Linked DNA regions of Homo sapiens: region 1 is linked to region 2. A link is an interaction called in ENCODE POLR2A ChIA-PET data of the cell type or tissue named here. Cell type or tissue: HepG2. All regions are shown on one strand. Each heading gives the region's core, and the rest is flanking DNA. Links, peaks and the distances in the headings are about the cores only. Region 1 overlaps INTS6 (integrator complex subunit 6). Region 2 has its middle 32 kb from the start of MIR4703.

The links. ChIA-PET counts read pairs that join two places held together with the same protein. Peaks named below come from ENCODE experiments on the same cell type or tissue, not always from the same donor. Only the 100,000 strongest peaks of a DNase experiment are listed, where the experiment ranks them.
Region 1: POLR2A ChIA-PET joins it to region 2 with 5 read pairs; 20 of 35 experiments call an interaction of 5 or more read pairs at or near these places.

The regions. Positions count from the first base shown.
Region 1 is chr13:51,442,997-51,448,386 of GRCh38, reverse strand. The region is part of intron 3 of INTS6 (integrator complex subunit 6); the gene reads left to right. Among named protein-coding and RNA genes, the nearest start is that of INTS6, 7.3 kb to the left of the region's middle. In HepG2, for the core only: a CTCF peak has its summit at 3,265 (motif pointing left); no DNase peak of the experiment used is centred there.
Region 2 is chr13:51,517,500-51,522,889 of GRCh38, reverse strand. No RefSeq gene overlaps it. Among named protein-coding and RNA genes, the nearest start is that of MIR4703, 32 kb to the left of the region's middle. In HepG2, for the core only: no CTCF peak of the experiment used is centred there; DNase peaks (open chromatin) are centred at 2,229 and 2,769.

The DNA of each region.
Region 1 (5,390 bases), core at 296-5,295, 75 kb after region 2:
ATTTTGATAATCAGTACCATTTACTGATATTTCTACAGTAATGGAGCAATGTATAGCCTTTAGTCAATCTTTTCCTTTATAGCAGTACTTTAAGTTGCATATCATTGCAGATAAATTTGATACATAAGTTTTTCACGTGTGTTCAACAGAGTTTCAAATAATGCTGATCCTTTGAGACCTGCTGAAAGTCTGAAGCAGCCTTAATATCTAAAATTAGGAAATGTATAAAATGTGAGAGGTCTGATTAAAGTTTTATATGTAGATGAGTTAATTTTCTTATTGTTACAGGTCATCCTGTTTTCCATCAATATATATGTATATTTTTTTTGAGACAGAGTTTCTCTCTTGTTGCCGAGGCTGGAGTGCAGTGGCGCGATCTCGGCTCACCGCAGCCTCCTCCTCCTGGGTTCAAGCCATTCTCATGCTTCAGCCTCCTGAGCAGCTGGGATTACAGGCTTGAGCCACCATGCCTGGTTAATTTTGTATTTTTAGTAGAGACTGGGTTTCTCTATGTTGGTCAGGCTGGTCTCGAACTCCTGAACTCAGGTGATCTGCCCACCTTGGCCTCCCAAAGTGCTAGGATTACAGGCGTGAGCCACAGCACCCGGCCCGATATTTTCAACATTGTCTTTTTTTTTTTTTTTTTTTTTTTTCAGTAAATTATGTTAGTTAAGATTAGCCAATATATCTTTACTCTGGCCTGCAAGTCCGTTTTTGTTACTGACCTGATTCCACACCCCTGCTACCTGAAGTATGTTAGTACTGATTAAATTGTTCCAGGAGTTAGAATGGCACCTTTCCTACTATGTGCCCTTGGTGAAGACAATCCTTGACAGATATCTTAAAAGGAGATAAAATATGTGCTTAATTTTTTGAGGATTTTCTATGGTGAATGTTTACCTCATTGAAAAATGGTGGCTTTCGTACAATATCAAATTTAATGATTCTCAGGGAAAAGAATTTTAACCAATTTTATTTTTGAGCATAAAGGTCTATTTTGTAAACTTAGGAGATAATACAGTTATAGTTCTAATACTACTTTTTTTTCCCTTTACCTAAATAGTACCCATTTAATAGGTAGTGTGAAATACAGGCTTCTTTTTGAAGGCTGGCAGGTGAAGTAGTGAGAACTCCATTTCCATTTGGGTGCTTGGTTTCTCTTAGATTATCAACAAATGTATGAATAAGAGTTTGATATTTATTAAGCTATAGACATCTTTTCAAATGAAAGTAAGTTAATTACTATACCTGAAATACTGCTGTGTTGAATATAAACTGGAAACACAATGATGAATAGTATTTTGTAAATTTTTTAATTCCTTTAATTAAAATTTTTTTTTAAATTGTGGTAAGAAACACCTAACAAAATTTACCATCTTAACCATCTTTAAGTGTGCAGTTCAGTAGTGTTAAGTATATTCATATTGCTGTGCAACCAATATCCAGAACTTTTTTATCTTGCAAAATTGAAACTCTATATCAAGTAACTCCCAGTCCCTGGAAACCTCTATTCTACTTTCTGTTTTTATGAATTTGTCTACTCTGGATATCACAGTTAAGTGAAATCATACAGTATTTGCCTTTTTAGATGGGCTCATTTCACTTAGCATAATGTTCTCAACATTCATTTATATTTTAGCATGTCAGGATTTTTTCATCCTTTTTAAGGCTGAATAATACTCTATTGTATGTACCACATTTTGCTTATCCACATATCCATTGATAGTCACTTGGGTTGCTTCCACTTCTTGGCTGTTGTGAATAATGCTGCAATGAACATGGTTGTGTAAGTAACTTTTTGAGATCCTGCTTCCAGTTCTTTTGGATATATACCCTGAAATGAAATGACAGGATCATATTGTAATTCCATTTTAAATTTTTTGAGGAAGTACCATACTGTTTTTCATAGCAGTTGTACCATTTTACGTTCCTACCAACAGTGCACGAGGGTTACACTTTCTTTATATCTTCACTAACACAATTTTCTGTTTTACTTTGACATTAGCCATCCTATTGGGTGTGAGGTCGTATCTCATTGTGGTTTTTATTTACATTTTCCTAATAATTATTTATGTTAAGCATCAACATACGCTTGTTGGCCATTTGTACACTGTCTTTCGAGAAATGTTCATTCAAGTCCTTTGCCCGTTTTAAAATTGTTTTTTGTTGTTGAGCTTTAGGATTTCTTTATATTTTCTGGATATTAATCCCTTATCAGATAAATGATTTGCAAATATTTTCTCCCATTATGTAGTTTGCTTTTATACTCTGTTGTTTCTTCAGTGCACAAAATTTTTATTTTTGTATGGTCCAGTTACATATTTTTACTTTTATTGCCTGTGCCTTTGGTGTCATCCACAAAATCATTGCTAAATCCAATGTCACTGAAGCTTTTCTCCTGTGTTTTAAGAGTTTTATAGCTTTAGATCTTCTGTTTAGATCTTTAATCTATTTTGAATTAATTTTTGTATATGGTATAAGGTAAGGGTCCAACTTCATTCTTTTGCATGTGGATATCCAGTTTTTCCACCACCATGTTGAAGAGACTTGCCCTTTCCCATTTGAATGGTCTCTGCAAATCCCTGAACTTTTGAGCCTCAATAATTTTTGTTGGTGGAGAGGGCACTCTCCTGTCAAACTTGCTTAAATGTTTTTTCCCCATCTTTATTGTGTAAAAGAAGAGCAGTGGCTAGAAATGTGAGAATTGGAATCCCAATCTTGGCCTCGCCATTGAATTATTATGTAACATTGAGCATTCACATTACTATTTTGAGCCTCTGCTACTTCTTATTCCAAGTTGGCAATAATGAAGCCATTGTACCTTTAATATAGAATTGTTGAGAGGTTTAAATGGGATGATATATTTAAAATGTACCTTATTAGGATGTCTCACTAGACAAAAGCATCCTTTTCCTCCAAAAGATTAGTATGTTTACCTCTAGTTTTCTATTTTTTTCAGCTTTAATTTTGAAATTAAAATTATAAAAATCTTCAAAGCTGATTATTACATGCTTTAAACATCTATTAGTATCACGAAGTATATGTTTTTCTTTGGGCTTTGTATTGTATCCCAGAAAAGCAGGTGTGAAAGAAAATTAATATAACTTGGCCAAAGTTGTCTCAGTGGCATTTAATAAGCATAGGATGATGTTTTTAAAGAAGTGTTAAAACAATTTAAATAATTTAGCAGATAAGTCAGAAAGTCATTCTTTTGCAAGAATACTTATGTGAAAAAAGCACATGCCTTAGGATTCTTTCAAATAGGGAGCTCCCCCTAGTGCGTTTTAGATGAGATTTACACAAGTTTGATTTGCAGGGAACCTTTTAGGAGCACATATGTTGGGTAAATCAAGGGATAGTTTAATAAGATTTAACTGAGCTCAAAGTAGTACAAAATGGATATGATTTATTTCCTATAGAGCATTAATTTAATGGTGGTATAATTTAAATGAGAAGGAATATCCCCAAACCCAGATTTTATTTTCTTTTAAAACATTTGCAAAATATTTCTTCAGAATTTTATACTCTAAAACTGTTTTCTAAAAGAAAAAATTCTCCAGTCATGATCTGAAAAAAAAAAAAAAAAGAAAAATGAAAAACACTATCCTAAGGATGTTATTGCATTCTTTTTTTTTTTGGGATAGAGTTTCACTCTTGTTGCCCAGGCTGGAGTGCAATGGCGTGATCTTGGCTCACTGCAACCTCTGCCTCCCGGGTTCAAGCCATTCTCCTGCTTCAGCCTCCTGAGTAGCTGGGATTACAGGCTCCCGCCACCACCCTCGGCTAATTTTTGTATTTTTGGTAGAGACGGGGTTTCGCCATGTTGGCCAGGCTGGTCTGAAACTCCTGACCTCAGGTGATCCGCCCACCTCGGCCTCCCAAAGTGCTGGGATTTACAGGCGTGAGCCACCGCCCCTGGCCATTATTGCATTCTTAATTAGAAATTGTTCAAAACAAATCTTAAATACAAAAGTCAAAAATAGGCCGGGTGCCATGGCTCACACCTGTAATCCCAACACTTTGGGAGGCTAAAGCAGGTGGATCACTTGAGGTCAGGAGTTTGAGACCAGCCTAGACAATGTGGTGAAACCCCATCTCTACTAAAAAAAAAAAAAAAAAAAAAAAAAAAAAAAATTAGCTGGGGGGTGGTGGCATGTGCCTGTAGTCCTAGCTACTCAGGACTCCTGGAGTCCTGGTTGGAGGATTGCTTGAACCCCGGAGGTGGAGGTTGCAGTGAGCTGAGATGGTGCCACTGCACTCCAACTTGGGCAATAGGCTGTCTCAAAAAAACAAAACAAAACAAAAACAAACAAAAAACCAAATAATATATTCTACTTTAAAGAGCATTTTACTTTCTTTCGATATAGGAGAATATCGATAATTATGTATTATATACAGCTGGAAATTAAAAGATCAGGAACAAATCTAATATTTGACATCATTGGACTTATTTGTGTATTTTGAATTAAGGTCATTTGTGGTCAAAATTAGTTAAAAGGATTGTTTATTTAGTCATGTTCATGTCATAGATTTCTACAAAGAGATTATATAGTATTTTATAGCTTGAAATGTTTCTCAAATATATAAAATGATTTTTGGCCATAATAACCTTGACTCAGATTTATACTCTACAATTAAATTAGTCTTGGTGGACTTTTCTTGTTTTTTGGGGCTTTTTAATTTTAAAAATGTTTAGATACAAAGTCTCTCTGTGTTACCCAGGCTGGTCTTGAACTCCTGGGCTCAAGCAGTCTTTCCACCACGCCTTCGGAGTAGCTGGGACTGCAGGCTCTTGCCATTGTACTCAGCTTAAAAAAGTAATTTCCTTATATAAACTTTATTTTTGTTTAGTCTTACTATTAGTCTATAAAAGTTTACCATGGTTGCCAGACTTTAAACAAAATACTAAATTTTTAAAAAATTTTGTTTTGGTTTGTATTTTCTGATCTCTAACATTTTTATTGAGATGTAACTTAAATAAACAAATCTGAAGTGTGAAGCTTAGTGAATTTTAAAATATACACTCTTAAAAAAATTGAACATTTGCATCTACTGACAAGTTTTCATTAAACTTTCTGTGTTTTATTATTATTTTCATAGGGCTTTAGAATGGAAGTGATTTTAGAAGTTTACTCAATTTTCCTCATTTTGTAGGTGAAGAAAAGGCATAGAAAGGTTCAGAGGCTTAATTTCTTCACATTTATGAAATATTTTTAAAAATTGTAATTGGTGATAGAACAGTTATGGAGATTTTATTAAGGATTTGTATATTATTTAATAACATTTTATTTAAATGTATAAGCAGTGGATCTGAGTTGCTTTCTTCAGTTTTGTGTATAGTTCTGTAATGCAGTATGATTTCTTTCAGTTCTTGTTTGAAAGCTAAGCTT
Region 2 (5,390 bases), core at 190-5,189:
TGGTGGCATGTGCCTGTAATCCCAGCTACTCAGGAGGCTGAGGCATGAGAATTGCTTGAACCTGGGAGGCAGAGGTTGCAGTGAGCCGAGATCGTGTCGCTGCACTCCAGCCTGGGTGACAGAGCAAGACTTATTTCAAAATAATAATAATAATAATAATAAGTGAAGGCCGGGTGTGGTGGCTCATGCCTGTAATCCCAGCACTTTGGGAGGCTGAGGTGGGCAGATCACGAGGTCAGGAGATTGAGACCATCCTGGTCAACATGGTGAAACCCCGTCTCTACTAAAATACAAAAAATTAGCCAAGCATGGTGGTATGTTCCTGTAGCCCCAGCTACTTGGGAGGCTAAGGCAGGGGAATCACTTGAATCCGGGAGGTGGAGGTTGCAGTGAGCAGAGATTATGCCACTGCACTCCAGCCTGGCGACAGAGCAAGACTCCATCTCAAAATAAATAAATAAATCGTTCAACTGTACACACTTGAGATGGGTAAATTATATGATATGCAAAATATACATCAATACAGTTATATAAAAAGCAGGGTGTACAATAGTGTATTTAATATGCTACCATTTAAATGAAAAAGTGGGAAACCAAAAAGAAAGGCAAAAAAGACTGAACTTTAATGAAAAGGTATGCAAAAAAATAAATGCTTTCAGTATCTCCGGGCTTAGTATTAACGTGCCAAAATATGAGCACAGGTCCTGGGGGTGGTAGCCTAGGGGGAGAAGGGCAATGAAGGATATCTGTACTGCTGGTCTCCACGGGTGCTGCGCTGGAGGCTTTGGTGGGATGCCTCTCTCTCAACATACTGTGGACTGTACATGAAGCTGTCCTGCAGGCAATTTGATTTCATGTGTGATCCAGCTAAAGCTCTATATGCCACATCAGCAAATGGGAAGGGGGCAGGAGCATACTTGGGTATCATCAGGTGGGCAGCATTAGCGTACGAGGGCTGAGGGGCAGGCCTTTGACAAGGTCAGGCGTTGGGGGTGAAATAACCTCCCCAGAAGGACATTATTCTGAGGGGCGCACAGCCGTATAAAAACATGTTCAGACAATGCCATTAGGGGAGCATGGCTGTCCACAGCAAACTGGACAGGAAAAAGAAGCAGTAACCCATGCTGTCCTTGGTGATCTTCTCTCCAGAGACTTCTGCCTGGAGTTTGGTGACCTGGCCTTGGAAGACATTGTAGAGAGAAGTGCCCAAGGGGTGAGTTTGGGGAAGAGATGTGCCAGTATAAGAATTCAGGTTTGATGATTATTATTTGTAGACGTTGAATTTATTTCACATTTTTGTTTCATGGAGCACAAACATGTTCCCTTTTAAAAAGTCACTGGTAAAGGATTGGAACAATTTACCCTGACTGTATACTGGAGACCCCAGGCACAGATCTACTGAACGACCTGGCCAGAGTCAAGGCCATTCACTAAGGACAGGACCAAAGTCATCATTACTGAAAGTTTTGTGAAAATATCTTTTTGTTTTCTTTTCAAATATTCATATATGTTCACTATTACTTTGAAAAAAAAAAAAAGCCAGATTAGTCCCTTAGAGTCCCTGGACTCTGGCCTTCTTTATTATACTTTGTTTTCAGCCAATTCTAACTTGCTAAGAGGCCAACCCTGATTTCATATGGTATTTACCTTCCTATAAACTGCAGGAACAGACTAAAATTTAGTACTGATTATTTTTAAAGGCTATTTTTTTCAGTTTATAAACCTAAAGGCTGTATTTTAGTGATAAGTAATGAATTGAATAGTGTTCCCCCCAAAATTCATGCTCATCCAGAACTTTCAGTGTCACCTTATTGGGAAATATCACCTTTGCAGATATAATTAATTAAGATGAGGTCACACTGGATTAGGATGGGCTTTAAATCCAATGACTGGTGTCTTTATAAGAGAGAGGAGTGGGAGATTGAGACCCAGAGATACAGAAACACACACAGGGGGAAAAAAAAAGGCTATATGAAGATGGAGGCAGAGCTTGGAACGATGTAGCCACAAGCCAAGGATTGCCAGCCGCCACCAGAACCTGGGAGAGAGGCATGGAGCAGATTCTCAGGCAGAGGCTCCAGAAGAAATCAGCCCTGCAGACACCTGGATTTCAGACTTGCAGCCTCCAGAAATATGAGCTCATACATTTCTGTTGTTTTAAGCCACCAGCTTGTGGCAGTTTGTTTTGGCAGCCCTAGGACACCCACACAGCACACATTTCAAAGTTGCCTTTACTTGAGCAACCCTGCACACCCAGCAGCCTGAGAGACTGTGTTGAAATGTGGAGCAGATCGTGCTGCAGCTCTGCTCAGAGAAGGGGAGTCGATGGAATGGTATGAATGCTGCATGATCTATGCCACCCCCTGCCCTCTCTTACTTCCTTTCGTGTCTTTTTTGCCACACATGCCTTTTTGATATTTTCCCAGCACACCTCATGCCCTTTGCTTTTGTGTTCATTCTGGAATGTTCTTTTGGTGATATACAGACAGCTCCCTAGCTCACCTCACCCAGCACCTATTTAATAAGACTTTCCCTAACCTCTCTATTTAACATCACCACCAGTATCCCTTAGGACCCTTGCAGCTTAATTTTTCTCCTTAGCACTTGTCACTGTCTAGTAGATTATATATTTTACTTATTTATTTCATGGATTGTCTGTCCTCCCCAACAGACAGGGATTTGAGTCTGTTCTGTTCACTACTATATCCCCAGCACCTATGTGCCTGCCACATAGCTGACGCTCAATAAATATTTGTTGGATGAGTGAATGCATACATCGTTGTGCAATTGTACTTTTATGTTTATCTATGACATGCCTAATTTCTGGATACCTTGCATAGGAATAGCTTCCAGAGCTAGCATTAGAACTTATGCTACTGTTTTGGATCCTTGACTTCCCTCCAAAGCTGGACATTTGGCAGCCCAGAGCAAAGAGCATCTGGTGTTCCTAGTACCCATGCTGTGTGCCAACAGAATTAGTATGGTTCTTGGAGGTTGGTGGATTAGTCTGCTTAGGCAAAAAAAAAAAAAAAAAAAAAACACCACAAACTGAGTGGCTTAAACAGCAGAAATGTATTATCCCACAGTTCCGGAGGCTGGAAGTCTGAGATCACAGTGTCAGCCTGGGTGGGTACTAGGGAGGGCCTCTTCCAGGTTGCAGTTGGCCACTTTCCCCCTGTGTCCTCACATGGGGGAGAGAGAGCAAATTCTATGATGTCTCTTCTTAGAAGGGCATTAAGCCCATCAGGAGGACTGTACTTCATGATATCATCTAACCCTAATTACCTCCCAAAGGCCCCATCTCCAAATATCATCACATAGGGGGTTAGGGCTTCAACCTGTAGAATTTTGGGATGGGGGACATAATTCAGTCCTCAGCAGTTAAGTTTCCTGAAACCATCAGTGTCACATCCAGTAATATGGGGCTAAGTAGGCCTTTGTGCAGTAATATCTTCTCTAACAAAAATGAATATAGAATTTTAAATACTAAATTCTTTGGAGTAATATAGGCTATATCTCATTCATATATTGACAACCACCTGAATACAGAAACATATCAATCGTTGATGACATATATGCAGAACCTGTATACACTGAATTATTTACCTCCCACTCTGCATGTTGTGGTGAGTGGTTTAACATGCAACCTAGGGTAGGTTGGAGACACAAATGAATCTCCCTTCTCCTTTCCCTCTAAGATGCTCTAATCTTAAGAATGTGTGCTGTTAACAAGGACAGCACCACAGGTTCTGTATCTCTCAAGTGTCCCTCCAGCATGCCCCAGTGTGAAGCCTTCCTACTCCACAGCAGATGTCTCAGCTGTGTGTCACCCGTTCAGGATGGCTGGGTAGGAGGGTGTGGATGAAGTCACTGCCAATCGTCCCTGCTATGAGAACAACCTAAAACACATGCCCTCCAGACTGTGGGTTAATCATATGCATTTCCTCATAATAATGAAAAGTGGCTTTCGAGGCAGGAAATCAGCTTGGCATCATCAAGTTACGTGACCGTGGGCAAGTCATTTATCCTCTCTGGGACTTGGTTTTCTCAAATTTGTCGGGTCAGCTTCCTTCTAAATTAATATTAAATTGTGACAATGGCCTGTTTTTGTGAAGTGAGGAAAAATAACATATAACCCACAAAGCAGAGAAAAGGGAAGGGCCAAGATGGATTACAATGCACTCATTTTGGAGAAAAAGGCAGATTGAGGGGCAGACCCCATTGCATCTGGCTGGAACTCAGAGAACAATTTATGGTGGGCTCTGTTCCTCCTGCACCTACTCCAAGCTCTGCTGTGTCCCTCCACTCTGCTATGTGGATCCTGGCGGCTACAGAATTTTATGTGCCTGAGGGGAGCATCTGGGCTTCTGAAAATGGCTAGAAATCAAAATAATAGAAATTCTGGGATACATAGAGCATTCTGAGCACCATACGCAAATTTTATGAGGAAAGGAATATTTGCCTTCTGGGAAATCCCTGAGAACGTCTAGCTGCCTTTTGGCAAGGCCACGTGGACACAGGAGCCGGTCACTTGAGGATATGGTCCGGGATGGGATCATCTATGTTCTGTAGGATCTTCTTTAGTTTGGTGCTTTCCAAGGACAGCACAAAATCATGCCTTGGATTGTAGTACTGTGAACACATCTGCCACTCATTTCTATATCCCAAGAAATCAAAATTGAAAGTAGTCACCTGAATGTTGACTATAACTTTTGTATTTCTTTAAAATGAGGTTTTGTTTGCTTTTAAATTTCCGATTTGGAAAGGTCATCTTTAAGTCCTCTGATTCTGAACCTAACTGCATGTTAGAATTACCTGGGGATGGAAGGGTGGATTTAAAATACATATACCTAGGCCCAATCCCCAGAGATTTTGGTATCATAGGTTTGATGGGAGCCCAGCATGATCTTGGAAGCAACTCCACAAGGTTTAAAGACATTGGTAAAAATGATGGCACTAGAAAGTTAGCTATAGGAGGAAATGCACAGAGAACACATATGGATCAATTCTGTAAAAGTCCAGCTTTTATTTTTGACCTATGTGTATGTGTTTTTATGGTTTAAATTGATTCTCCATAGCAAGTAGTTATATTACTTCAATTGAAAAGCTGAGGTAAAACAAAACTTGAGACTTTTTTTTTTTTTTTGAGACTGAGTCTCGTTCTGTCACCCAGGCTGGAGGTGCAGTGGTGCAATCTTGGCTCACTGCAAGCTCCACCTCCCAGGTTCATGCCATTCTCTTGCCTCAGCCTCCCAAGTAGCTGGGACTACAGGCACCCGCCACCACGCCTGGCTAATTTTTTTGCATTTTTAGTAGAGACAGGGTTTCACTGTGTTAGCCAGGATGGTCTCGATCTCCTGACCTCGTGATCCGCCTGCCTCGGCCTCTGA